Linked DNA regions of Mus musculus: regions 1, 2, 3, 5, 6 and 7 are each linked to region 4. The links are chromatin loops, found by intact Hi-C in ENCODE. Cell type or tissue: heart. All regions are shown on one strand. Region 1 has its middle 12 kb from the start of Krt84. Region 2 has its middle 8.6 kb from the start of Gm52200. Region 3 has its middle 9.5 kb from the start of Krt76. Region 4 has its middle 19 kb from the start of Krt78. Region 5 has its middle 13 kb from the start of Krt72. Region 6 has its middle 19 kb from the start of Gm35853. Region 7 has its middle 5.7 kb from the start of Krt84.

Region 1 (4,000 bases), 450 kb before region 4:
GGTGTCCTCAGGAGATTGGCTCAGGAACTCTGAGCATAACAAAGGGCACCCAAGGACAGTTGAGACCTTCTACAAGCTGTGTAGAATTTGTGTGGAGACAACACAACCATTTTGAGTGGGACACGTGTTCAGCTTGAGTGGAGTTTGCTGTGTTTGGTTGAACTACAGACCCAGAAAACAGCTGTGCATTTCACCTTGTATTTAGTGAGAGAACAGACAAGCTGTGTCATGGGTCTCCCTGCTGATGCCCCCAGTCCCTAAGTCTCAACTCAGGAGACCCACACATCACAGGTTAGGCTGGACTGTGGCACTTACCTCTAATGTCCCTGTGACTCCTTATGTCACCTAGACTCTGAAGAGCAGGTGACAAGGCCTTTTTCTGCCTGTCCTTTTGCTTCTTCACATGTCTCCTTCCTGTGACCTCAGCACCCATGCTGGCCCTTGAAAGTGACAAGCACACACCCGTCTCAGAGCTTCCAAGTGGGTGTCTTTTCTGTTCATTGTTCTCTCATCCACAAGGCTTGCTCCATTGGTGCTTGTGGGTCTTTTGTGCAAATGTCATCTTTCAGATTCTTCTTCTTTCAAAAATGGTAACCTGCCCTCCTACCCTAAGGCTGTCTCCATCCGGCTTACCTTGCTCTAATCTCTCTCTCTCTCTCTCTCTCTCTCTCTCTCTCTCTCTCTCTCTCTCTCTCTCGTGTGTATGTGGTGTGTGTGTGTGTGTGTGTGTGTGTGTGTGTGTGTAGTAACACACACCCATGTGGGAGCCTGTGGAGGCCAGGGATTAACTTCAGTTATCTTCCTCAACTGTTCTACATCTTATTTTCTGAGACAGGGTCTCTTCACTGAACCAAAGCTCTCTTTTTTAGGTTGGTGAGCTCTGTAAATTTACCTGTCCTTGCCCCATTGCCTTGGGGTTAGAGATGTTCATGACTGCACCGTGGCTTTTACATGGGTGAAGAAGATCCAAACTTAGGTCTTTGTGTCCACATGACAAACACTTGACTCATTCATTGAGTTGTCTGACAGACTATGATCTACTTTTAAAATATGTTTTAGAGTTTAAACCCTCTATTGCACTGTATAATCCATGCATCTTACATAGCCACCATTGTGTGTTTATCGCCTCATCCCAAAATAAGCCAAAAGGGTACAGGCATTTTGTCTGCCATTGGTAGGTTCCTAGCACTTACAACTGCTCTGAGAATTCAGTGTTGGCTGACTATATATGTGTATAAATGAACAGCTTTCTCAAATATTTGAAGGAGGGCAGAAAATGCCACATTTGTACAGCTGTAGACTTCCAACCCGGAGGACCACTCCAGGTTTGAAAACTGCTGGACTTAGAACCTTATATGGCTCTTTCTTGCCCCAGAGTGATGTGAGTATCCTCTGGGAAAAAAGACTGTAGGGTACAGGAGTTTGAAAAGATAGCCACGGTTGGCGAGAGGGAGAGATAGGATTCTTCTGCAAAGTTTTTTTTTGATCATTGCAATGTTTGGTTCCTAAATAAAATTTTGGAGGGGAAAAATGATTTTAAAAGATGTTCAAGTTTCCTGCCACTTGCCTTGGATTTTCTAGCATGAACCTCTGGAGCTAGTGGCCAGCAGAGGGCAGCAAATGCCTTCAGTTGGCCTTCCTAAAGCCTGAGGAAGAGCAGGGAAGGCAAAGGAGGTGTCTGGAGTTGCCCAAGATGTCAACTCTTTGGGAACTGAAGCTGTCCACAGATTTGTGTGCCCACATGGCATTCACCTTGGATAAAAATGCAGTAGTGGGTTTCTGTCTCTATTTGTGAGTCACTAATAATAATAATAAGAAGAATGCAGATGCATCTATTGAAGCAACATGAAGGCTTTCTTGTGCAGCACCTACTGAGTGCCAAGTAAGGCCAGCTAAGTGCTTCAGGTGCACTGTGGCATGAGCTTGACCTCCACAAACTCTTGGAGGTTGGAAATAGGTCTCCAGTCTACCCACAAGACAAGTGGCTCATTAGTGTTCAGGGTCAGGCAAGCACGTGCCCCTGTGTAGGAGTTTAACCTCTTGGACCTTGGGTTTGCTTCTGTTGATGGAAGCAGAAGAGGGGAGCTCCTGGCACAATAATGGATGGACCATGTGTATCACAACCAATTACTAATGTGGGTCTGTTTAAGTCTATGACTCTATTTATTTATTTTCATTTTGGTCTTCCGGATGTTTGCCTTCTATCACCTCTTTTTTGTTTTCTTTAGATTCCTTGAATATTTAAAAATGTTCTTTTAGGGGTTGGTGAGATGACTCAGTGGCTTGCTGTAAAGACTGGTGACCTCAGTTTGATCCCCAGAACCCAAGTCTATGTAAAGGTTAGGGAGAAAACAGATGGCACAAGATAGTCTTCTGACTTCCACAGTCATACCTTACCACACACACACACCATTATAATAAAGTAAAACTCAAAAAATTTACTTAAACTTAATTAGAGTCTCAATGCATATAAAAAATATTTCCCAGTCTACATAGAGCTAGAATATATATGTATGCACTACACACACACACACACACACACACACACACACACACACAGAGAGAGAGAGAGAGAGAGAGAGAGAGAGAGAGAGAGAGAGAGAGAGGATTTGTATGTAGTCTAGATTGACCTGGGAGTGTTTATATAGCTTGGGCTAGCCTCAGATTTACTTCCTAACCTCCCAAACATAAGGACTACAGGCATGTACCAGTATTCCTGGATAGAGCTAGGGCTTTATTACTTCCATCCCCACCTGCTCTGAAGTGGCTGCTGTTTTGTTTTCAACAGTTGTGCACTTTTCAGAGTCTATAAAGGAGTCTATAAAGGAGTGTCTAACATCTGTTGGATACATTGTGTCCATTCCTGCATTGCTACAGAAGGCAAGACAGTCTCTTACATCTAGTTAGATACTTTGTATCCTTCACTCTGCTACATGAAGAAAGTCAGTGTCTTACATCTAATTGGATACTTTGTGTTCTTCATCCCTGCACTGCACGTTTCCCAGTTCCCCAAGGTGTCCCCCCCCTTTACTTTGAGGGGCTTGCTTACAAAGCATACCTGTCTTTTATCCCCCCTGCCTTTGCTTCAGAAGGATGTGCTTGCTGGCTATGGAGTCTTGAACTTGCAGGGCCAAGATAAAGCTCAGTGGAAGAGGCTTAGCCAGGTCACACCAGGCTCTGGGTTCCAGCTCTGGTACCACACACATAGAAACATCACCAAACAAATAGGCACCTGAAGTCCTTTTCCTACTTGGCCCTTGGGAGTTGCAGTTCGCTGCCTCACAGCCTTCTGTGCTTCTGATGAGAACTCTGCTAATGCTGATTTGAATTATTGCTCCCATGTGCAATGTGATACTTTTTCCAGCCTAATATTTCCCAGTTCTTTTTTCCTTTGTTCTTCCTAGTGGATAATGACTATTATTCTGTCTCCAGCACACTGAGTCTTTCCTGTCCATTCTTCTCTGTTCTCACATTCCAAATATTCTACTTTCCAGTTCTAAAAGATCTACTTGGGTTTGTCTCTATCATTTGTTCTCTAGTGCTGAGAAAATCTCTTTCTCTGTTTCTCTCTCCTCCCTCCCCCTTTCTTTCTTTATTGAGGATTGAGTCTAGTCCCTTGAATATGCTGGGCAAATGCTCTATCACTGATCTATGTCTCATCCCCTTTTAAGCTTTCTGTTTTGAGGCAGGGTCTTGGAGTATCTAACTTCAAATCTCCAAAGTCACTTAGGCTGGCCTTGAACTCAGTCTGTAACCAATAGAGACCTTGGATTAAGTTTGTAATTTTCCACCTCAACCAGAATGCTGAGATTATAGGTCTGAACTACAATATCCAATTTACTCTCTTAGTCATTTCTGATGTGTGTCTCTTTACCTTATAGAGCATGGTTACAGTAGTGTTTCATAGTCTCTGGGTGATGACCTTCACAGGCATATCATTGGTGATGAGTATCTGTTGACTATCCCTCCCTGTGGGAAGTGCTTGTGTTTTCTTGACTCC
Region 2 (4,000 bases), 650 kb before region 4:
GAGCTCAGGAGGGTTTTCACGGGGGCGGGGGGGGGGGCGCAAAGTGGGCACGCGCATTGTTTGTAACCGTCCCTGTGGTGGTTTAAATGAGAATGGCCTCCACAGGCTCATAGATTTGGCTACTTGGTCCACAGTTGGTGCAACTATTTGGGAAGGATTAGGAGGTGTGTTCAGGGGCCAAGGTGAGCTTGGAAGTTTCAAAAGCATTCAAAAGTCATCAAAGATGGTTCATGCTGTGATCTATCTATCTATCTATCTATCTATCATCTATCTATCATCGCATCTGATTCATGCTTGTGGATCAAGATGTAAGCTCTCAGCGGCTATGCAAATACATTTCTGCTTGCCTGCTGCCATGTTCCCTACCACAAGGGCCATGTGCTCTAACCCTCAGGGACTGTGAGCCCAAATGAACACTTGATAAGCTGACCTGGTCATGGTGTCTTAGCCCCAGCAATAGGAATGTTACTAGAACAGTCCCCAGGACTGTTAAATCTCAGGACATCTGCAGAATGAAGGTGCCCAATTACATGATATTGTCAATAGGTGCTTGCCAGGTGAGCAAGTGTGGAAGTGTTCAACTTTTGAAGGCGTGGTGCGGTGGGGCCTTTGAGACGGTTTCCTGTAGGTAAGTGGGCCGGGAGCTGGCTGAGGGCCAGGATGACCATGAATTCCTGATCTTCCCTTACCCCACTTTGCTGAGCTAAATCCTAGACCTGAACCTCATGGAGATGCCCTCATGGTTCTCTTGGGAGGGCTAAGCCCATAGCCATGCCCCTTCCCCCTGGGAGGGCTAAGTCAATAGTCACCGCCCTTTCCCCCTGGGAGGTTAAAGCCATAGTCATGCCCTTCCTCCTGGGAGGGCTATCCCATAGCCACGCCCCTTCCCTGGGGGTGAGTCTAAGCCCAGAGTTACGCCCCTTCTCCTTGGGGGGCAGTCTAAACCCATAGTCACGCCCCTTCCCCCTGGGAGGGCTAAATCAATAGTCATGCCCTTCCTCCTAGGAGGGCTATCCCATAGCCACGCCCCTTCCCCTTGGGGGGCGGTCTAAACCCATAGTCACGCCCCTTCCCCTTAGGGGCTCTAAGTCCATAGTCACGGCCCCTTCTTGCAGAGATACTTAATTTTCACGAGTGTCTTAATTTTCTGTCCTAAGGATTCACCAACTTGGTGGCTTAAAACACCAGAAATCGATTACCTCACAGGTCTGTAAGTCCATGTTTATATCAAGGGGTCTGCAGGGCTGTGGCCCTGGTGAAGGCTCCAGGGCAGACCCTTCTTCTGCCTCCTTCTGCTGGCTTTTAGCAGCTTGGAGGATTCCGCAGTCCTCGTAGATTTGCTCTGAGCTCACCACGTGCCGGTGTATTCTTCTTGTCAGTTTCTCACAAGGATACCTGTCATTAGATTTAGGGTTCACTTGGGAACTAGAGGGGATCTCACTTGCATACTCCAGATGAAGTCATCCTCCCAGGTAGATTTTTCTGGGGCCATTGCTCAACTTACTTTAGGGTTTTTGATCTAAGCCATGTATGTTTCATAGGTGGGAGAAGATTCTGTGGGTTCCTGACGACCTCACCTGGAGGACTGCTTTGGCCTGTTTGGCAAGTTCGTCGGTTTCTCTTGTGTATGCACACTGGTGCCCCTCTCGAGTGGCTCATAGGGCTACCGGCAGCTCCCCCAGAAAGCTGTTTAGAGAGGAGGGTGGAGTAATGGGGCTATATAGAGAGGTTTGGTTAAGCCCTACTTCTGCCTGCTACAGGGACTCCACGGGTGGGTCCTCCTGTACAAACTCATTGACAGGAAGGGAACCCTTCCGTTGGTTCCCTCACCTTTCAGCCCAGGCCCACGTCACAATCTCACTCATCAGCTTCAGGGCACTACTCTGCCTACTTTTCGAGCTCCAGTCCAACCATCACTGAGTTGAAGGAAGACTCAAGCTGCAGCACCGCTTGCCTCTGTTTCCTAGTTCACTCACCCTTGCCAACTGCCTGGTGGCTTTCTTCACCAGCTCTGGTTCGGTCCCAAGAGCCTAAGGAGGTCTAGTCCTATGTTGTCCACTGGAGGGCGCTCCTGCTCCGTGGAACTTGCTGTTTCCCAGTGGGGGCAGGGCTGCGGCAGCTTTTCTGCGGGAGGTGGACAAGAGAGGCTGTTGAGCCTGCCCAGCAGGTCTGGGTGTGGTGTGAGGAAGCTGCAGGCCTGGGAGAGCTGGGTTATACACACATGGTTTAAAAGGTGTGTGTGTGTGTGTGTGTGTGTGTGTGTGTGTGTGTGTGTACATGAGGAGAAGGGCAGTCAGTGATGGTGTCAGTTGTAAATGTCCTGGTTCCTCTGACTCTCTCAGGCCTAGGGTCCCCACAGTTGTGTTGTAAGGACTCAGGTAAAAGACTGAGTCTGGCCCTGTCCACCCCCACTCCCTTCCACATTTTCACTCAAGGACAGCTTTGGAGTCTTATGTCACTCTTCTTATAAGTGAGATTCAAGCAACCATACATACTCCTGCCACAGGACCATCATGGGATGTGCTGGACATGCAGGGGTGTGGGGTGGGGATCTAGTTCGGAGTCAGGGTGGCAGGGGATGTCAGGTGGAGAGAGCTGGGCTGGAGAACCTATTGCTCAGAGGTGCAGGTGTGAAAATAGTGTGCAGGTGTGAAGTGTGTACCCAGGGGTGAAGAATGCCCAGGTATGAAGTATGTGCAGGTGTGAAGAGTGCACAGGTGTGAAGTGCTGCAGGTGTGAAGAGTGCCCAAGTGTGAAGAGTGCGCAGGTATGAAGTGTGTATCCAGGTGTGAAGAGTGTGCAGGTGTAAAGAGTGCCCAGGTATAAAGAGTGCCCAGGTGTGAAGAATGCCCAGGTGTGAAGTATGTGTGCAGGTGTGAAGTGTGTGCAGGTGTAAAGAGTGCCCAGGTGTGAAGAATACCAAAGCTGTTGCTGGGAGTCTGGGTGAGAGGGAAGAGGGCCTTTGGAGCTGGAACCTGGAGCCTGCCTTAGGGCTATAGGGAGGCCTAACATGGGCTGGAGGAGTATGGGGCTGGCCTGGAAGGAAAGATGGCTTTCACTGTGCCTGGGCACCATTTTGTACATCATGGGGTCCTGCTGGGTTGGGCTGGGTGTGGCTGGCAGACAGTGGATTCTTGGTTGCTGTGGTGGGTTGAGGGTCACTCCGTGATGAGGACTGCAGGCTGAAGGCGGAAGTGTTTGGAGGGTTGTGCTATTAACCCAGGCTTTTGAAAGACCCACATTGTGACAGGGAGAATCATCCCTCTGATGAACATGGGGTGAGTTGAGGTTGGACGGTGGGGGCAAGAAGGGCAGGGACCTGGGCCATGATGGCTGCTGGAGAGCAGGGCGGGTTTCCTAGGAGGAAGAACCTCTTCACTGAACTGAACTGAACTGAACTGAACTGAACTGAACTGAACTGGAGAATCTATGAGAATCTGCATCTCTACTTGGGACACCCTGGCCTGGGACCTGGCCTTACCTGTCCCCAATCTCCTGTCTCCCCTGGTTCCCACTGCCCACAAGTGGCTGTGACTCCTGGCTAGGATTCTGGTGTGAGCCCTGGTTATATGGAGACCTGGGATTGGGTAAAAGAGCTTCAGCCTCAACCCCACTGAGTGACGTGACATGACAGGGCCTCGTGTGTGTATGTGTGTGTGTGTGTGTGTGTGTGTGTGTGTGTGTGTCCTTGGCTCACCACTCTCTAAGCCAGGGCTCCTCATATGATGGTGACAGGCCCAGAAAAGAGTCACCAGGGATGGCCCTGCCTCCTCAGGGCTGAGGGTGAGAGGAAGCTGAAGGGAGTGGTGTCAGGGATTGTGGAATGTGGCCTCAGCTGGGGCTCAGAATCCCCTCAGCTGGCTATGGCAGCTGCCTTGGAAGTGGTTGAGGTTGTAGAGACTCAGACCAGCAAGCTAGCCCTGTGCTTCTCTCTAGATAGCAGCTGGCAGGGGTTTTAGGATGGAGAGGGGGTTTCCATAGCAGGAAGATCTGGGGGCTG
Region 3 (4,000 bases), 71 kb before region 4:
GCAGAGGACCCAAGTTCAGTTCCCAACCCCCACGTGGTGACTACAACCAACTCTGACTCCAGTTCAGGGGATCCAATGCCCTCATCTGGTCTCCAAGAGCTCTAGACACCCATGACACATATACATATATGCAGAGGGGGACACTCATACACAAAATAAAAATTTAAAAATTATTAAGTAATATTTTAAAATGGCTAGCATGGATTGAGTCCCTGCTGTGTACAAAGTCTCGCCTTAGGCTATTTACAAGAATAATTTCTATTTGTCACAAAACTCTTCGAGGCCAGAATTTCAATCTCACCTTACAGAAAAAGATATGAGGTTAATTAGGTTGCTTGAATCAACTAGCTCCCTAACCCAAGAGTTTAATCAAATTATCCACTTGCAAGGCCAGAGGTAAATTCACGGAGCCTTTTTTGTCTATACAAACTTCGGCAAGTCCAAATATATCATTTTTGTGAAAAAAATCCACTTTGACATCTAAAGAATGCACTCATGGAACATGACAGCTGGATTTGTCTCGAAGCATCAACCTGTGTTCATGAAAATGGTTTTAAACCTGGTGGATGCCTCTGTGGTAACACAGAAAGCCATCCATCATCATCAAGGTACACACACACACTCACACACACACACACACACACACACACTCACACACACACTCACACACACACACACACACACACATACTCACACACACACATATACACGTGCACGTACATGCATTAATCTTTCCTGTGAAGGTGCCCCCCTCTCCTTGGACAGATGAACCTCAGGTTTGATTTATGGCTCCTCAGTTCGTATTAGCCCCACATTCCAGAGTTACAGAACACACAGGTGACCCCATAAGGATTCAGACAGCCTGTTTAACAGCATAGCACAGTGGTTACAAGGACAGGATTTAAGGCCCAAGTCTGCCACTACCCATCAGGCTCCCTAAGCACTGTAATTACCACACCTACAAAGATCAGTCGCTGCATCCACTGTTTTTTGTTAAATGTCAGGACAACAGCTGCCTTGATGACTCCCCCTTCCCCTCTCATCAGTCTGGTGAGGTCCCGCACTATATGTACCAGCCAGTGAAGAACATCAGGTAATGTCCCCATAGAAGGAGACTGAAGAGTTCGCTCCAGGGTTAAGAGTGCCAGATTTAGTTTCTAGCACCCACATCAACCATCTGTAACTCCAATTCCAGACAACCCAGTTCCTCTGGCCTCCATGGCCACACACACACACACATACACACACACACACACACACACACACACACACACACACACACATGGGATTGGTTCCCAACACCCAAGTCAGGTAGCTCACAACCACCTATAAATCCATTTCCAAGGGATCCAGTACCTTCTTCTGGCCTGCATACATGTACTACACATAAAGCCATGCAAGTACATACACACAATAAATAAATAAATAAATAAAATTTTTAATGAGGATTTCCATTTTACAACAGTTCTCATGAGCTGGACGTGGTGGCTCACACCTATAACCCCAGAAATCAGGAGTCATAGGCAGGAAGATTGCCTGCAAATTTGGGGGTCCCTGGGCTCTGTGGTGATGTTGAGGACAACTTGGCCTACATAGTAAATTTTGAGCCAGTAAGGGCCATCTAAGCAAGATTCAGTCAAGACAAATACATGCATACACAAATAAACAAAAACAAAAAGTTCTCTCAAACGCAGAAAAGTCCCTGTTTAGCTCAACTGTAGCATTGTCCCCCGGGGGCAGGGGTGCTGAGGCGAGTTCCTGTCCCTGTGCAGGCTCCCCAGCAATGAAGCTGCTGCCCTCTCAGGGGCAGACCTGCAAGCTTCGGGATACCAATAACAACTAAGCCTCTTAGATATCATTTAGAGCAAATGAAACGCCACTAGACATCACCCTTTGCTGGGGGAGGGGACTCACATTCCTTGCAAACCACAGCATTAGTGTCATGCAGAGCGATATTTCCCGCCTCATTGATGGAGCTCTAACAATTCATCTGGGACAGGCTTCCAAGCGTATCAGATGCTCAACCACAGCTTCCTAGGAGACACAACCGGCCTCCAGCCTCCGGCCTCCAGTTCAGGTGATTAGCTTGCCCTTAGCCAGTGTGTATGTTAAAAGGGCTTGTAAGGAGTATACACAAAAACCACACAAAAATACATGAAAATGTGTTTTCAGAACTGAGTCTTCTCTGCCATCACATTGTTACCACAAGGTGTCCCCATGTGCGGCCTTTGTCAGCAGAGAGAGAAAAACATTGGGCTAAGGAGGCAGAGAGGAATGGCCTAAGATCCACCAGGTGAGATTTCTGATTCCTGGCTGACAGAAATCCTACCCAGCTTCAGCCAAACAGGGATGAAGAGATCAACTCCAAATTACCCCCAGACTTGACACTCACACCCTCATGAGCACCGGGAGGTTGAAGCAGTCTACAGAAGATATAGCTGCTCTCTGATCTTTGGTGTGTGTGTGTGTGTGTGTGTGTGTGTGTGTGTGTGTGTTATCAGCACTGTTGATGTTTGCTCTGGCCCGAGGCCTGCATCCCAACAAGAGAGAGAAAGGAATCTACAAACACCCCAGTGTCAAGGGGGGAGTGAACCAGTAAATCACCAGTTCCTAGAAAAGAGCTTGTTGATACACCCTCGCCCAGAGTGAGGTGAAGGGGGAGCTATCAGACAGAGGGAATCACGAGTAAAAATTGATTGTTCTTGTCTTGCCCCTGGTGAGAGTCCAGTCATCCAGTCAGTGCACACAAGCAAGCCTTGGCCCCACCTATTTGAAGAATGAAAATTCTGGTAAGAAGGATGAAGAGGACCGTCATCCGGGTTACAGAGAGGTCCAGGTTTTCTGGAGTGCTTCTACACGAGATGTCAAGGGGCTTCTAAAGTGGCTCCAAGAAAAAAAAAAAAAAAACAACAACTCAGAACCAGCTTAGCCTTCCTTGGGATAATATCCAGGCAATTCTCATACCCAAGGAGCAAGCTAAAGCCCAGCATCCTAAGAACCCTTGAAAAGCCAGCATAGAACGGCCACGCTTTAAAGGAAAGGAGAAGAAGGAATGAAGGCTAAAGTTCGGCAGGTCCCTGTGACTGCCTTCAGCCTGGGTTAGAGTAGGCAGGGTGAGGCTGATAATGCACAGGCTATCGTGACATTTGCTTCCTTGGTCTCACATCCTGGTATCAGAGTCATCTGTCATGGCCATTTCCCTGAGACAATGACACCTCTAAGGAATTGTCCTATTTGTCACACTTCTGGGCTTCCTACACCACTCCTAGAGGCTACCTATACAACGGGGCTTCTTAAAAACACCATCAATTTGAGCAAGGGTATGGAGCATAGGCTAGAGTCCAGGAAGGACCAGCAATGGCAGAGGCCACTCTCTGGGTAGGAGACTTGCCCTAGACATTATCCCAAGGAAGGCTAAGCTGATTCTGAATTTTTATTAGAGACACTTTAGAAGCCCCTTAATATCTCCTGTAGCATTCCAGAAAACCTGAACCTCTCTGTAACCTGGTTGGCAGTGCTCCTCACTGTGACTCTACATGTCAGGCTCTGTAAATCTCACCTGCGCCCCTTTTTTCTGTCTTCTCTGAATGAACCCATCAGTCCCTGTGGCTGCCAAAACTACTCTTGTCTTCCAGATATCAATGACGCCCACAAGAGTCTCTCCAATCTGGTGGCCCTCTCTCAGGACACACATATCCAACTACCACCCAGACACTTCCTCTAGCCATCTCATGAACAGCTCTAGCCTGTCTATCCAGGAACTCGACCCCATACCAACCCTACCCACCCACCCTTGCCTGGGAAACTATCATCACCCAACAGCTCACTGCTCTCTGACCCACTCAATCCATTATCAGCCCTGTCATTTCTTCCACTGGGCTCCTAGTTCCTTTCCTCTGAATCCTTATCACAACCTAAAATCATCTCACTCAAGTAGCTGTCTACAGTTTTGTTATTGAACTAGCAAAATTAGAGAAGGCTATATCTGACCTTTGCTCAC
Region 4 (4,000 bases):
GGGTAGTCATGGTGGTACACACCTGAAATCCCAACACTCAGGATGCTAACACAGGAAGACAAGGAGTTTGAGGCCAACCTGGGCTACACCCACAGACTGCCTCCAGAGAAAAATAAAATGGAGAAAATATATAAAGGCATGGCCCACGTGTATGCAACATTTAGCTGCATATTGAGTGTGTAAAGAGTGTAAGAGGGGCATGCAGGATGGAGAGTGTGCCAGGGACAGGTGTTATGAATGTGTAAGAGCTGGTATCTGAGGTTGTATGTGGAGGTCTGGACTCCCCACACACATCCTAGACACATAGCTCTCGGCATGAGTGCTTTGTCATTGACAGCAAGGTTCCATGCTGTAAGATAGTCTCTGACCTGACTTTCTTCTCCTCCTAAGCTTTGAGGGTTTCCAAAGAAAAGCCTCCAACTCCACCCCTCCAAGCCTCACAACGCCCTCTGATCGAAACTGGAAGGAGACCAGAGCCAGTCTGCACGGGGTGCTCGCTCTCTGTAGGGAAGCCCCGTAGGCTGGTGCCCTTTCTCCACCCTTGTTCCTGTGAAGGACTGGATGAGAGCTTCTGCCCCTTCCAGGCTGTAGAAACCTCTCAGACCATCTACTCAGGCAGGCCCACTTCCTGCTACCGGCAACTGGCAGGGACCTTCAGAGCCCACCACCATCCCTTTCCAGGGACAGAGCTCTGCTCCACCCACATCTCTCCAGAGCAAAATAAGGAAAGGGCTAAGGGAGGCACCCTCAAGGAGGGAAGGGCACTGAGAGGGCATGGGTAGGGGGAGGGATGGGGGTGCTTTCCTCGTGGCCTCTTCCAGGAAGTCACTTTTTGTGGTTGACACCATGCCTGAAGATCGCCATTATATGTGAAGCTAATATCTGCCAGGTGCTTTACATAGGCCACCTCTGGCTAAACCTGGTTTTATGGCTAAGAAAGCTAAGGCTCTGCAGACCTAAAAGGACTTGACCGAGATCCCACAACCAAAGCTGGAGTTTGCAGCTGACTGTAATTCCTCTCCAAATCCTATGTCTATCTGCCCTCTGGCATTGATACTCCCCTATCTGGGGGGCTGGGAGAAAGAGCCATGCTCAGACCAGATGGAACATCTGGGGAAGTGTTAGGTGGTGCAGTCGACAAAGATGCACATAATGACCTCAGGAAGGAGGGAGGTGTGTGAATGGAGGAGAGAGGTGGGGAGGCAAAGGTCTGGTCACCTCCGTGGGAACCGTGACCACAGGGGCTCGTGTAGGGTGCAGATAGTGTGGAACTGGAAAGCAAGTGTGTGCCTAACTCCCCCCCCCCCCCCCCCCGTCAAGTCAGGTTGCAACATCTCTGCCCCAAGCCTCAGTCCTCACAGCCATGCCTGGGTAGAAGTCTAGGGCTTGTAGAGGCCCAAGTGATGGTAACATTCAGAAACAGTAAAGCCTGGGGGGGGGGGGGACGGACTCAGAGGAATTCAGCAACCAAAAGAGCGGCATTGAGAAGGGGGACCTGGCTGAGCAGGCTGGTAGGGAAGAAAGAACAGGACCCAGAAAATGGAGAACGCTGGAGAGGCTATGGTGTTAAGGAGCCAAAGATGGACTCCTCCCTGAGGCAGAGCTGGAACAGGTCTTCCTCCCTCCTGGAATGTCACCTTCAGCCCCTGGGCCTTGAGAAGACAACAAGTCACTGGTGAGTTAGATAGGACAATTCCAAATCCCAGGCCCCACACAAACACAAAGGAAAAGGTGCAACCAACCTAGAGAAGGGAGAGAAGTTGAACAAGTGACCCCCTCATGAGACAACAAAGCAAGCAGTGGGACCCAGGCAGATGAAAGCTGGCACCCCTATGACACCATCCTCCCCCTCCTGTGGTGTTTTAGAGGTTCTCAGTATCTCTGCACCGGAGAGCAACAGACCCTACTGGAAGAGAAGGGTTGCTTGCTGAATTAGTCCCACGCTCACTTGGGATTGCGATCTGATCTGTAGAGAGAAAAGGGAGAAAGCAGAAACATTCATGGGAGCCATCTGTAAAATGAGGACGATAGCCCCTGCCTGAGTTATGGTGGCATTTAAGGGGTAGCACGTGTCTACACAGCCAGGGAAGAGTCAGGTGCTTCTATCCTCACCCAGGGCTAGGAAAAGGATGCCTGCCTGGGCCCAGACTGGCAGGTGCTACTCAGGACGGTCCAGCCATGCTCGTTTGCATGCTATTTGCATGTGCTCTTTCTAGCCACCAACACTTGTCACTCCTGTCACTTCACAGCCTCTAGGTCACAAGCTGTCTCTGTCCCTGCTTTGTGCCCTTTCCTGGACTCTTGGTAGCTGGAGGACCCTGGAGGAAGGAAAGAATTCAAACTGGGGGACAGAGGGTCGGAGATGCGACCCAGACTCTGAAGAAGCAATGAGCCGCTGCTATCTGTGGAAACCTGGCTTAGGGCGACCCCTACAGGGCAATCCCAGAATGCAGGGAGACTGGGAAATAGCCTAGCTCCTCCCCTCTCCCCACTGGGGTTGCTCGTGGCATCTCTTCGCCTCCCAGCGGTTCTAACGCTGCCTAGCACCCAGGATCTCCCAGATCCTGAGTCAGCCCAGAAAGTTACCATTTCGCCCCTCCACTAAATAACCAAGACCAAGTGAGTCAACGTGGTCTTCCCAAAAAGCGATGCAAGAGTATTTGGGAGAGTTGGGCTCTAAGAACCATCATTAAATATTCCAACATGAGTATCAGAGCCCACCTTAGGCTCACGTGGCCACCCGGCAGTGCAGAGTGGAAAGGGATCGTGACCACATTTTGGGAAGAGTTTAGGGAGCAGAGAAGACAGTAAGTAATGCGGAGAGATCCTCAAAACCACAGTACACAGTGGCCCTACTAAGTTCTCTTCAGTGAGGCCCATTCCACAGGGGATGAAGCCCGAGAACTGGACGGAATCCCAGCCAGGGAAAGATTTCCTCACAGCAGCGCTCCTATTGGGAGAGTGGGGCGGGGGGGGGGGGGTGCGTGTGACCTGGGAAGACACCATCTTCCTTCCCACCCAGAGTCAGTTTCTGCCTGTCTATTTCAGCAGGGAGGGGACCAGCGAGGGAAATGCAGCCACAGCAACATTGGACTAGGAGGGGAAATGCTAAAAATGCTCTGAGCCTGCACTTGGCTTGTGGACAGACACAAAGGGTCTTGCCTTTGCCGTGGGCTCCTCCACCCGCAGTGCGCCCCGGCGTGTGAATGGGGCCACTGGAGAGGGCAGGGCCGAAGGGTGTGTGTGTGAGAACAAGTGAAGTCATTCTCTCTGGGTGGTTCCTTTTAATTAGCACCCTGAAAAACTCCCAGCCAGCAAAATTGAGTCTTGCCAACAGGGAGCCCCACCCTTCTGGCTCATCCAAGCCTTAGGGGCAAAGTGGGGGACAGAAAAATCTAAAGGCAAAAAAGAAAGGGGCCTGCTTAGAGTCCAAATACTGAAGGGAGCCCTTCTTAGCCTTCCAGAGACCCTTCGGTAGGTCAGGACAGGGGTGCAGAGGCTGGCAAAGCGTGGCTGAGAAGGAAGAGAACAGAGAGTGGAGTGATTGCCATGTCCCAGAACCTCTGGGAGTCCAGACCCTGAAAATGACCAGTGTCCAGCCAGCCCTGGAGGTTGCCCTGTAGATAAGACATCAAGGACCAGGAGTGAGAAAGACATCCAAGCTCCACCTGGCCCTTTCACCTTTATACGGCTTTCTAATCAAAAGGTCACCTGGTCCCTTGTGGTCAACCTTCAGAACGAGCTCAAAGGGATAGAAGTCACAGAGGGTTCCATAAAGGGGACAGAACAAGTACTGTCCCCTTCTTCAAGATCCCTAGCCATGCAGACGAGGTGTCCCTTTGGTTTGTCCCCTCTCCCTCAAAACCCTTCTCCAGGTGACTCTTACCAGGCTTCCTAGGACCCATGTCCTCTGTCACCTGATAGTCTCACTCTACCTGACATTCATTTTTTACTAGGAGCAGAGGTCAAGGCCAGAGTCCTTCTGGATCTCATCTCCCAC
Region 5 (4,000 bases), 200 kb before region 4:
ACTGGGTAGGACCAAGGTACTGGGCACCAGGTAACACCAGAGAAGGTGGGGATTGGGAGGAAGAGACACAGAGGTAGGATATCAAGGGGGGAAAATGAAGGGTGTTGAGGGAAGATAGAGTCTGAAAAAGCTGCTCAGTGAAGAGCCGAGACTGAAGAAAGGGGCTGCACACCACGGCTGGCGACAGACTGCCAACCAAGCCCTTGAAGCTTGTCAACACAAATATCCGCATGCTGCCCAGCCAGAGACTGAGGGACAGGCCACCTGCTGACTTCAGGAAATGTCCTGCCCGAGCCCTATCCCCACAGACGCAGACTGGTCATAGAACTGGAGACTGGAGCAAGCAGTGGTTAGGAGCCGCTAGCTGTCGGCCACTGGAGCTCAGAGCCACAACATCATCTTCTCCCTCCGTAGCTAGAAAGCTCTACTCACCCTTCCCTCACAGTGCCAGGGAGGGCGGGTGCCAGGGAACCAAATCCTCACTTCCCTAGTGACCAGGGGTCTCAAGAAGGCAAGTGGGGGTTTGATGGCTGGCCACAAGTCACAATGCCCACTGCCAGATCAGAAGGGGGCTTTGTAAAATGAACCAGGAGCCAGGAGAGCCAAGATGGGAGAACAGCGACCACCAGGGAGCCAGGAGACTGGAAGCAGTGAGATCAGGACTGGGGCACACTTATTTTCCAGGTCATGAGGAAGAGCAGAGGGTAGTGTGGAGCAAGCCAGCAGCCATGGGAAAGAGCCTTCTGGGGTCCGAGGAGAATGCAGTAAGAGCTGTATGGAGCAGGACTGGAATGGGCTAGTCTGGTAGGCACATTTCAGAGAAGTTCGGAGCAACTGCTTGTCCACGGCTTACAGGCACCAGTCACTGGAATCAGCACTTCAACCATTTTAACTCACCCTCACGCCAATCCTTTCCCCTTCTCCCCATTGTTAAAATAAAGAGACAACAAAGGCAGGCAGACTGATGAGTAGCAAAGAAACAAAGCCAGGAATGAAATGCACTGCTGGTTGGCAGTGTCCCAGGCCACCTCTGCTTCTTCATCTATAGTTACAGCTGGAAGGACCTGGAACCTCGGAGATCTAGATCTAAAACCCTTGTGGGGACAGACGGTAGGAAATATGAGGTTAGGACCATCGGCCTCCTAAGGGAGACCCACAGCAACATGGGATGTGGAGTGGATGCTACCCTGAGGCTGGAGGAGATAGGGAGGACACCTCTACACCCCAGCCCCCTGCTGGTGCTGAAAGGAGCTGCCAAAGAGGAATACAGAGACAGACAGGCAATGCAAAATAATCACCAGTCACCCTGAAGGCATTTAAGGCAATGGAGTCCTGGGGAACCCACAGAGTAGCCTTCCACATCCTCCTCCAGGAAGCCCTGTACAAGATTGTCTATGTACAGTTGTGCAGTGCTGGTTCATCTGCTTTGAGAGACAGTTATTCAAAGGTCGCCCTTATAGCCAAGGTTGGGACTTGCTTGAGATGCCAGTGGGACTTGGAGGAGGGAGTGTTGCTGAGTGACTGACCTCCCACGCTCCCAGGACCTCTGACACAACAGGGATGTTCTCAGACACCTGAGGGAAAGCCCTGTGAAAGAACAGCTAGCTACTGAAGGTGGGGAGGTTCAGAAAGAGGGGGCTGCCTCCTTTCTCCTTCCATGAGAGGAGAGGAGGGGAAGGAGGAGACAGGAGACAAGGCCCTGGCAACTCAGTGTTTGGGAGCAGTCTAGGCATGCCAGGGAGCCAAGCAGCTCCTCCCCCAGAGAGGCACTGGGCTGACCCGGGTTTATCCCCCACAGCTTCTTTGTAATCTTTTTCTCAGGGCCGAGGTAGGTGCAGTACCAGGAGCTGCTGACAGAGGGCAGTGTGTGCACAGGTTAGATGTACCAGAAGTGTTAGCACTTGAGACAAATCCAACGTTCCATACACAGTCTAACTCTATCAACTTCTGCTGCTGCCCGACTCCTGGGCCCTGAACCAATCAGTACACATCCTACAAACACAGAGAAAGACCCACAGATGCAAGTCCCGTGGACAGAACATGGTGCTGAATACCTCAAATCCCAGTATTCTGGAGAGACAGGAGGACCATGGCAAGTCAAGGGCCAGCCTGGGCTACACAGGGTGTTCCAAGCTAGCCAGGGCTACTCAGCAAGACTCTTCCCAAATGAAGTTATCAGTCACTCAGATCTTGCAATGACACACGACAGGTTCAGGTCAACAAACAACAGTGTATATAACCAGGTCCCAGAGTGGGATAAGAAGGCTGAAAACTTTCTGTCATTTGATGATGCTCCAAAGCACTGGGTAGGACTCAGGTGTTCGTGGTAAGTCTGGAGAACACACACTCACAACACCACCAGGCATAAAACAATTATAGGCAGTCGCAATACTTGACAAGAAGACAGATGGCTGTCACCAGTGCCTGCATTGCTACACGATGCATTGATTCGTCATCTTAGAGAGTGTGACTTCTGCTTATCCACTGTGCTGCCCCAGCAACAGCTGTGTACATCTTTTCAGGGTTGAGCTGCACTGCCTAGGTGGGCATAAGCACACTCCGCATAAGCACACTCTGACGCCTGCACCCTGGCACGATCACCTAGCAACACTTTCCAATCACGTGAGTCTTCATTACGCAACACACAGCTGCAGTCATAACAGCTGTGAGGTGTCCTCCACGACTGGAATCACAGACCCCAGAACCTCACAGGGCTTCAACGCCCACTTCTGTCCCTCCTCGATACATGGTCTGATCCTTGGTGAGCTGTTTAACCTCCCTCCCTGAGTCCCAACACCCCAGAGCAAACTGGGCAGTATGACAGTAGCACTTTCATTGTTGACAATGGTCCATACCAGTTCTCAGGAGAATTAGCCATTCTGCCAGGTAGAAAAGTCTCCAATGGGGCTGAGCTGAGCTCCCGGCACACCAAAAGGACAAGGCTAGCTAATGTTAAACCCATTTTTACAAGGGCATGATTTTTCTACTGCGCCACAACTGGCAATTAAAAGAAGCAAAATCCAAAGTCAGAATGCCAGGCAGGTCCAGAGGGACGTTAGCCTGGATGTCTTTGCTTTGCCTCTTTCCCAAGGATCAGTTTAGCATTTGATGATATCAAAGGGCCCCCATTTCAACAATAAATTATGTAAAGTGTATGTATGTGGTTGTGTTAGAAACACAAACCTACTAACCCGGTGTTTTCTCACTTACATGGCAAGGCATTAAGGCGTTTGTATTATGTAGGGCTCTTAATTCCCCAGAAGCAAAGACTCCACTTAGTAGCACATTCTCGCAGGAAATATATCCTGAGTTGAGCCACACATGAGGACCCTGGGACAAGAGGGTGTTGAGGGATAGGGGAGGGACATGCATGGATACCAGCATAGGTTCAAGGGGTGTCACAGCTACACAGGTACCTGCTGAGACCCTACTATTCCCAGGTACTATAAGCAGAACTCTCATTCCTCTGAGCTTGCACTCCTGAAGAGTGGGGCCTGGGGAATGGTCGGGCTGGCAGCTAGAATGTCACTTCTCTTTTCATGCTAGGTGGCTTGATGGGGTTTCCTGGAAGAACTGGGCACAACAGGTGCATGGGAGGGAATGAAATTTCATCCTGGCTACAAAAGATGAGGAAATTATTTTTCTCAATAAGTGGAAAATAGATAAATGGCCCCTGGGTGAGAAGAGTCTAGTCAGCTAAGGGATAGACTGATATGGATCAAGGAAGGATGGACATAGGAAAAGATGTCATAGGCACCTGGAACGCCACCTTTCAACAAAGCTTGTTCTTGAAAGACCGGCCTGCCCATGATAAGATCTCTGTTCACATCAGTTGGCTGGCCACCTGAGAAACCAGCATCCTTGCAAAGAGACACACGCCTACAAAGATCACCCAAACTGCTCATCTTCCTATGCTGATAATTCTTCATAGAAGTTAACTCTACTCGCTGCCATGTTAGACACTGTGTTGTTTGTTGCTGGGTTCTCCTACCCTCAGTAG
Region 6 (4,000 bases), 630 kb before region 4:
AGTGTTGTGACTGATATAAAGCCTCCAGGGGGTGGCCTTGAAGCCCCATAGACCTTGTGACTGGCTTGATGGCTCTGTGGCTCTGTGTCAGCACATGAACCATGGTCCTTTTCCTCTTGACACAGGACAAAGAACTCCTTTCCTCTGCCATAGGCCATAGGGTATTGGGAGGATATGTGCTTGGACCCCAGAGCTTTGCTTCAACAGAGCTATGGTCTTAGCATATGCAGCTTGTGCAAACAGGGAGGGGGTGAGCAGGCCGTAGAGTCCTCAGGAGAACCCTATGCTCCCCAAGTCTCACACCAAGGCCACAATGTATCCTAGGCTCCCCAAGTCTCACGCCAAGGCCACAATGTATCAAAGTAAAGCCTTTTGTGGCCTAGGGATTAAATGATCCCTAAGCTGTCTAGTTTGCACTCCTTGTCTGTGACCAAGAGGAAGTGGAGGCAGCAGGAATGCTAGAATCCAGCCAGGTCCTGTCCCAACAGGCACCAGAGGGTTGGGCTTCATGGGCTCTAAGCACAGCGGTAGCTAAGCAGCCTCAATAAACAGTGGAAACACACAAGTGCCCCCAGTGTGTGCGTGCTCCTGGTCACGTGTATACCTAGGTTGAGGCCACAGTGTTTCAAATCATAGATAGGGACCATTCTTGTCCCTTTCCAATCCTGTCACAAACAGGCCTGGGATGTGTTCTGTCAGTCACAGAACATTTGTGCTGTACCTGGCCAACCACACACATTATCCTCTTCAGTCCCTATAGCCCTGGATGCAGGTAACCTTAGTACCCATTTTCAAAGATGGGGAAACTGAGACTCTGAAAGTTGTACAAGCCCAAGGGCAAGGGCAAGGGCAAAATCAGGCTTCAAATTTAGTTCCGTCTCACTGTGGAATCATTTCAGCACTTTTGGGATGTGTGCATGTGAGCAGTGACCAGGGTATGTGCACACATTTGCAGAGATGGTTGCTATGCTGGTGGCCGGTGTCTGTAGGATGCCTCCATTAAGATGTATACACTTATATGACCCATAAAGCCCAAATGCATATGTTTGTGTATGCGTGTGTATACATGTGTGCAATGCATGTCTATATTCACTAGTGCAAATGTGTGATGTGTGTGTACTGTGCCATGTGGTTCTCTCAACCTCCCTGTCAGCCCATGTGCCTTCTCTCCCTTCTTGGCTCTGGACACAAGTGGAATACCTTAATATGTTTCATGGAAGGACTATCAGGCTGGTGCCACATGGGTTTGTGACAGCCTTGTAGACGGCACAGGAGCCTTCGGGAGTCCACAGCTTGGGCAAGAAATGCCAGATGTGAAGAAGAAAGGGGGTTTCTCAACCTCCAACCAGGGACAGAGATCTGTAATAGACTCCATTAAGGAGCCCTGAACCTGGCCCCTTTATTTCTCTCTTAGGGTTCAACCTCAGAACTTGGGACAATTCTCCTATGACCCTACAGGGGGCCCAGAGTCAGGGCACCTGTGGCTCTCAGCACAGATCTCTGCCAGGCAATCCACCTCTGTACTGGAGGCAGTGGAGGGGAGAAGGGAACCCCAAATGGTGCTAAGCCTCTTCTGTGGCTCACATAAGTAGGGTGTTGTCCCAGTCCCTAAGGTAAGGGCTCACTGTTCAGTGTGCTGGTATAGATGTGACAATGGACAGCAGGGGGCGCTCGGAGCCTGCAGATTGTAGATAGAGCCACAAAGGAAGGCAGGTGAAAGGAGGGTAGGACTGGCTCTGTGCTGTGTGTGTTTGTGTTGTGTGTGTGTGTGTGTGTGTGCTGTGTATGTGTGTGTGAGAGAAAGAGAGAGAAAGACAGAGACAGAGAGAGACACAGAGAGAGAGACAAAGGGACACAGATGTGTGCGTGTGTGCGTGTGTGTGTGTGTGTGTGTGTGTGTATGTGTGTGAGAGAGAAACAGAGAGAGACAGAGAGAAAAAGGGGGAGGGGAGGGAGAGGGGGAGGGGGAAGAGGGAGGAAGAGAGAGACACAGATGTGTGTGCACGTGTGTGTATGTGTTGTGTGTGTGTGTGTGTGTGTGTGTGTGTGAAAGACAGACAGAGAGACAGAGACAGAGAGACAGAGACTGAGTGACTTCTCTGTGTCTTAGCTGTGCTGACCCTAAAGTCTGGGAGTTGGGGTGTTTGTACCTTGGCTCTGTTTGCTTTCCTTTGGGCAGAAATTAAGTGGCTACTGTGACAGCCATCAGACTCAGATATCTTAGCAGACACCCTGAAAGCTTAAAAAAAAAATGGAAGCAAGCCAGCAGAGGAGGGGTGATCTTTTATTTCTGAGCAGAGGCTCTGGCAAGGGACCTGGAGACATCACCCACATTCCTCCTAGGACAGCTGTGTAACCCTTGCCCTTTCCCCTGCAGATCCAGAGTCGGATACCTTGTCAGAATGTCATATAGCCTTTGATATTCAGCCGTGCTTTCTCTAGTCCCATGCCTTCAAGTCCAGAAAGCACCACAGGTTCTCCCTGCTCGAGCCTGCCTCCTTCAGTTCTAGGGTGACTTTCTGGGCTTCCTAATCCCCAGAGAGTGACAGGTGTTCCCCTTTCTCTTTTGTGTCTTAGCCAACCCCCCATTAGCTCTCTGTGGGAAATCCCAAGTGTGGTTTCTCCTTTAAAATGCTTTTTTATCAGCACACATTAATCATACATAACGATGGGTTTCATCACATTTTCACACATGTATTGATTTTGATTATATTTTTCTTCTCAGGTAGCTTCCCTTCCACTTCCAGATCACCTCCCCTTTTATGAGCCAGGGTTTCACTGTGTAGCCTCGGTTGGCCTGGAACTAGCTATCTAGACCAGGCTGGTCTCAACACAAAGATTGCCTCTGCCTCCCTAGTGCTGAGATGGAGGGCATGTGACATCACATCCAGGTTTATGACGGGATCTTGAGGGGCCTAATCCTATGCTGTCTCTGTGCAGGTAGCCAGTCACAGCTGGTGTGAGTTCATAAGCACAGCAGCCACGTCACGCCAGGAAGTCAGCACCTCACCCCAATTCCCCAACTTCCCCAGGCTCTTACGTTCCTTCTACTTCTTCCCCCCCCCCAAGATGTTCCCTGGGCTTCGGAAGGATGTTCCCTGGGGTCTGGATGATACAGACGTCCCATTTATGCATGGGTATCCGATGGTCATTTCTTCTCTCTGTTCTTGACCAGGCATCAATCTTCACAACTATGGCTGATCATTGCAAAAAGAAGCTTCTCTGACTAGAGTGGACAGGAGCAGTATTCTCTGGGCACAGATGTAGTTATTTAGATGGCCATTCTTGGGCACACCATGTCCATTTAGCAAACCAACAGCAATGGTTTCTCTACTAGAGTCTATGACTTCTTTGGCCACAGGCTTCTGACTGAGTTTTCGGTACCAGATGTAAATTCTCTCATGTGGAGTGGGCACCAGGTCCGATCTAGCACGGCCCCTTATTTTGTCTGGATACCAACCAAAGCACAAGAAAGAGATCAGCATGATCCCTTATTTTGTCTAAAGCAAAAGAAAGGGATCCAGGGAACAGGGGCAGTGGAGTTGCAGACAGTTGGGTGGTTTCTTGGAATGGGGTGTCCATGGGGGGTGGTGGTGATGTTACTCTAGACCTGATGCTGAGGAAGCAGATGAGCAGGGGAAGGGTTTCATGTGAGTTATACCACCGCAGCCACTGGGCGCTGTGGCAGCCATTCAGTGGATGGTGTTGGGGAGGAAACAGCGCAGGAAGGAAAGGGGCATCGGTCCTGAGTGACTCTCAGAACTGAGGTCTAAAATTGGAGCCAAGTATATGTAGGTCTGAGGCTGGCATTTAGCACTTCCAAAGACATCCCTAGCTGCTTTCTTTCTGCCTCTTTCCTGGAGGCTCCAGAGATGTGTTGGTTTTGCCTCTGCCAGGAGAGGGCAGTGGTGGCCGCTGTGCTGGTTGTCTGGGCTGGTCAACCTTTTTCTACTGGGGAGCAGCCTGGGTGACTGTGCCAGAAGGAAAGAGGAGGGGCTGG
Region 7 (4,000 bases), 430 kb before region 4:
AGAACCCCCTCCTAGCTAGCCAGGGGAGGTCCAGGAAGTCCGGGTAGGTCTGGCTGGGCCTGTGGGTGTGTGTGGGAAGGACAGGAGGGGAAGCCCAGGAGCTGAGGAGGCTTTGCTAAACTGCTCCTTCTGCCTGGGCATGCGTTTGTGCTGAGCTTCTCATGTCGAGACCTGCTCCTGTCTGGAAAGCGAGTTCTGGAGTGGCCCCTCCAGAGTGCCTGGCTGGGTGGGTGGGTCAGAGGCAGAAGCTACCATCGTCCGGCACCTTCCTGTCTGTGCCTTCCCAGACTGAGGGTCCAAAGGTTTCCTTAGGGGAGGTAAACTGATCCATTTTTATTGGGCAACACCTGCTACCTACCAAAGGATGAGTTTTTCTGGCTGGATTCAAATTTCTTGCCTACTCCACATAACCAGTCCGGAGTGAAAATGTTGCTCTTGGCAGTATGTGCGGCTCAGATTGCTTCCACAGAGCTCCACCATGCTTTCACGGTGTGTGCGTTGACTGCAATCATGCTGGCAGAGCGGCATCTTCCTGCCCTATGGTTCTGATGTCCCAGCTTCCCTTCCTCTGCTAAGGGTCCTTCCCTTCCCTTCCCTTCCCTTCCCTTCCCTTCCCTTCCCTTCCCTTCCCTTCCCTTCCCTTCCCTTCCCTTCCCTTCCCTTCCCTTCCCTTCCCTTCCCTTCCCTTCCCTTCCCTTCCCTTCCCTTCCCTTCCCTTCCCTTCCCTTCCCTTCCCTTCCCTTCCCTTCCCTTCCCTTCCCTTCCCTTCCCTTCCCTTCCCTTCCCTTCCCTTCCCTTCCCTTCCCTTCCCTCCCCTCCCCTCCCCTCCCCTGCCCTCTCCTTTCCTCTCCTCCCTTCTCCTCCCCTCCTCCTCCCCCACCCCTCACTCCACCCCTCCCCTCCACTCTATACTGGGATTGCACATAGGGTCTTGTGCATGTTAGGCAAACTGCTCTACCACTGAGCTACATTCCCACCCTTCATCTCCTACTACGTTGCCCAGGTTGTCTTAGAACTATCTGCATTCCATGGCAGGCCTTGGATGTAACAATCCTTAGCCCCCCAGAATCACAGTGCCATTTTTGAAGCCATTGTCCCAAGCCAAGCTGCTGGGTTTCTTTCTGAGTGCTTGGTAACTCTAGCTGGAAAGAGGGCGAAGTAAGTGAACCTGAGACCACAGAGGTGACTGGATGAGGAAGGGTCACTGGGAAGCACAGGAGCAAAGGATTCTGGGGACAAGTTCTGAGGCAGAAAGCACTCGACAGCCAGGGCAGGGAGAGGCACATGGGCTTGTGAGACACTTGGGAAGGCAGACACAGGAATATAGTGCTCACCTCCAGTTCCTCTCATCCTCCTCAGAGCTCTGCAAACTGCTCCCTGGCTGTCCCTACTGGGACCCTCAGTGAGTAGCAAGGTTTAGATTCATGCCACCCACCAGGATAGGCGATTCCTCCTGTCTCCTGGTACCCAGTGGGTCTGCACAGAGGGAGGTGTTTTTGAGAAGAGTGGAATGAGAATTGGCAGGTCACCACCAGGAGGCACTTTCATGCTGTGAATCACCTCCCACACCGTGGAAGGAAGAGTAGCTACTGCAAGACGATACAACCTGAAGAAGCTGTGTGGAGTCCCTGAGATGTAACCAGGCCTGAGCTAGGGTGTCCATGGCTGCTGCGGGTAGCACTTGCTTGGGCTCTTCCACCTCCTAGCAATCACTCTCAGGAGCCCGACTGGCCTGGAATCAAAGTCTCACAAGAGGCTGGTTGCTGACTCCAGGCCAAGAGTATTCCTAGTTCCAGAGACCTAGGTTATAAACCAGGAGGGAGTTTGGCAGGCACAGGTGCAGGCAGAGATGGAGGCTCTCCCTCACTATGCCCCTGCCAGCTGCTGTGCCTCACAGTAATGGCCTCTTTCATCTCACAGTCCTGCAGACCTTTGAGCTTCAGGCTTGTCTGCTACCTGTTGCTCTTCCGGAAGGGGGAGCTTTTGAGTCTTGCTGGCTACACTGAGACCCCAAGTTCTGTCATGCCCTGCCCCCCACCACTCAGCCCTGCCCCCGCCATCCAGCCATATTTCTGTCAGAGACAACGGCTATAATCATTGCTTCAGTTCTGCACTCCCACTAAGCTGCTCTTAAAAGCCCCAGAGTACAATGCACAGCTCCACACAACAGGCTTATTTAAGGGGACTTGGTAAAATTTCTGTCAGATGTTTGCAGCTGTCATTATTTCCCTGGCTCCCAGCTTCCTCTCCGGCTGGCCCTTAGGAGCTACCTTTTATCTGTGTATTTCCTAACACATGCAGGAGTCACCCAATTAGTGGCCAATCGTGCCAGCTTCTTTCACTTCGAGTGCTTCAAGGATTGCCCATGTTGTAGCACCCATTAGCATCCTATTTCTTCTCAGGAATAAAGTTATATTTTCACTGTCCAGCTGTGCCATATCATTTTGCTTATCCGCCGATGGGTATCTGAATCGTTTCCAAGTCTTAGTTATTATGAACCATGTAGCAGCTTTTTTGTGTATGGAAACACATGTTCATTTCTCTTGAGTATGTATCTAGGAGTGGACTAGCTAGGTAACTCTATGTGTAACACTTTTGGAAACCAACACTCGGTTCTCAGCAGTGATTGTGCCAGTTAGCATCCTGTCACAGGTGTAAGCAATCAGGTATTTCCATCGGCCTAACTTCAGGGACCTGGCAGCAGATTACATCATTACCTGCCATCTCAAAGTACTTCAGGTGTGGCAGGTGTGGTTCATAAAAGGTACTGGCCACACCAGCTCTCCCCTCAGCTTCCAGGATGCAGGAGAGGGGAGAGGGGGGAGGGGGAGGGGGAGGGGGGAGGGGGAGGGGGAGGGGGGAGGGGGAGGGAGGAAACTGAGAGCTCAGTCTTTCTTTTTCATGTGCTCACTTCAAGGCAGCCTTTTGCTCTCCCCCCTCCCCCAACAAACTTTTTACACTAGATCTGTTGCGAGGCATAATTTCTTAGTGGCACACCTTGGCACAGGCCTGCCAAAGGTACCTCCAGTCTCATCTCTCCTAAGGGCTCTTAGTATTGTTACTTACAGGAAGGGTTGTCTCCTTCACCTCTGTACCATCAGCACTCCAGCCTGACTCAGGCAGGTACTTAATATCTGTTGTTGGCTGGGTGTGGTGGCGCACGCCTTTAATCCCAGCTCTCAGGAGGCAGAGGCAGGAGGATCTCTCTGAGTTTGAGGCTATTACTGGTTTACACAGCAAGTTCCAGAACAGCCAGGACTTCATAGAGAGAGCCTATCTCAAAAGTAAAATGCAAAACAAAAATAGATTGCCCAAACAAAAAGCGGATGAGAGGGTTCTTTTAAACAGGCTGCCCAGAATCTGCAGCTCCAGGCTTCCCATCACACTCCTCTCTTGGGTCTCTGTGAGCCTCTCTAACCAGCTTTCAGCACAGCCACTAGCTTGTTTTGAGCATCATCTATGGTTGCACAGTTTGGTCCAGAGTTCTGGGAGGTTAACAGGCCTTGTTTCTCATCTTGGTATCATGGGCCTCTAGCTCAGGGCTCTGCACAGAATGGAGACTCTGAATGTGGTTGTGGGAAGGAGGAGGCACCTTCTGATTCCAGCAGGGGCCACCACAAGGGACAGAAAACTCTCGAGGAGGGATGAACTCTGAGGTCAATGCAGCCAGCAGGGAGGGTTCTAGGGCCTCATGAAGGGTGAGACTGCTGGCCTCCAGGCTTAACTCCAGTCCTTGGACTCCTTAAATGAGGAGAGGTTAGGGGGGTGTCCTGGTCCTCCTCCTAGGCCAGATGTCACCCATTTCCAAAGCTTGCCCCTGGTGGGAGCTCCAAGGCCATGGGGACAAATGGTGGAGATGGGAGATGCTAAGCTAAGTCTTGACATAGCATGATGGGGTCCTATGTGTCGCCTCTAGATGTGTGTATGTGCATCCATGGAATGGCGAGGCTGTGCATAACATGTGCTGTTCATAACACGGAGAGTGTCTTGCACATGTGCG

What was found. Peaks named below come from ENCODE experiments on the same cell type or tissue, not always from the same donor. Only the 100,000 strongest peaks of a DNase experiment are listed, where the experiment ranks them.
Region 1: a loop joins it to region 4, with 8 times the contacts of the local background. A loop is called at or near these places in 32 of 42 quality-filtered maps.
Region 2: a loop joins it to region 4, with 5 times the contacts of the local background. A loop is called at or near these places in 39 of 42 quality-filtered maps.
Region 3: a loop joins it to region 4, with 2.9 times the contacts of the local background. A loop is called at or near these places in 3 of 42 quality-filtered maps.
Region 5: a loop joins it to region 4, with 6 times the contacts of the local background. A loop is called at or near these places in 35 of 42 quality-filtered maps.
Region 6: a loop joins it to region 4, with 4 times the contacts of the local background. A loop is called at or near these places in 41 of 42 quality-filtered maps.
Region 7: a loop joins it to region 4, with 3 times the contacts of the local background. A loop is called at or near these places in 24 of 42 quality-filtered maps.

Annotation. Positions count from the first base shown.
Region 1 is chr15:101,518,364-101,522,363 of GRCm38, forward strand. No RefSeq gene overlaps it. Among named protein-coding and RNA genes, the nearest start is that of Krt84, 12 kb to the right of the region's middle. In heart, a CTCF peak has its summit at 1,601 (motif pointing right); no DNase peak of the experiment used is centred here; H3K27me3 peaks cover 1,805 bases.
Region 2 is chr15:101,325,370-101,329,369 of GRCm38, forward strand. No RefSeq gene overlaps it. Among named protein-coding and RNA genes, the nearest start is that of Gm52200, 8.6 kb to the left of the region's middle. In heart, a CTCF peak has its summit at 2,056 (motif pointing right); DNase peaks (open chromatin) are centred at 822, 2,062 and 3,872; H3K27ac peaks cover 363 bases.
Region 3 is chr15:101,900,397-101,904,396 of GRCm38, forward strand. No RefSeq gene overlaps it. Among named protein-coding and RNA genes, the nearest start is that of Krt76, 9.5 kb to the left of the region's middle. In heart, a CTCF peak has its summit at 2,195 (motif pointing right); no DNase peak of the experiment used is centred here.
Region 4 is chr15:101,971,410-101,975,409 of GRCm38, forward strand. It overlaps a transcript of Krt78 not described here. Among named protein-coding and RNA genes, the nearest start is that of Krt78, 19 kb to the left of the region's middle. In heart, CTCF peaks have their summits at 2,462 (motif pointing left) and 2,696; DNase peaks (open chromatin) are centred at 2,452 and 3,152; H3K27ac peaks cover 840 bases; H3K27me3 peaks cover 1,808 bases.
Region 5 is chr15:101,771,033-101,775,032 of GRCm38, forward strand. No RefSeq gene overlaps it. Among named protein-coding and RNA genes, the nearest start is that of Krt72, 13 kb to the right of the region's middle. In heart, CTCF peaks have their summits at 1,207 (motif pointing left) and 1,852; a DNase peak (open chromatin) is centred at 1,839; H3K27me3 peaks cover 2,861 bases.
Region 6 is chr15:101,338,073-101,342,072 of GRCm38, forward strand. No RefSeq gene overlaps it. Among named protein-coding and RNA genes, the nearest start is that of Gm35853, 19 kb to the right of the region's middle. In heart, CTCF peaks have their summits at 1,634 (motif pointing right) and 3,898 (motif pointing right); DNase peaks (open chromatin) are centred at 529, 1,659 and 3,868.
Region 7 is chr15:101,536,505-101,540,504 of GRCm38, forward strand. No RefSeq gene overlaps it. Among named protein-coding and RNA genes, the nearest start is that of Krt84, 5.7 kb to the left of the region's middle. In heart, a CTCF peak has its summit at 1,961; no DNase peak of the experiment used is centred here; H3K27me3 peaks cover 2,471 bases.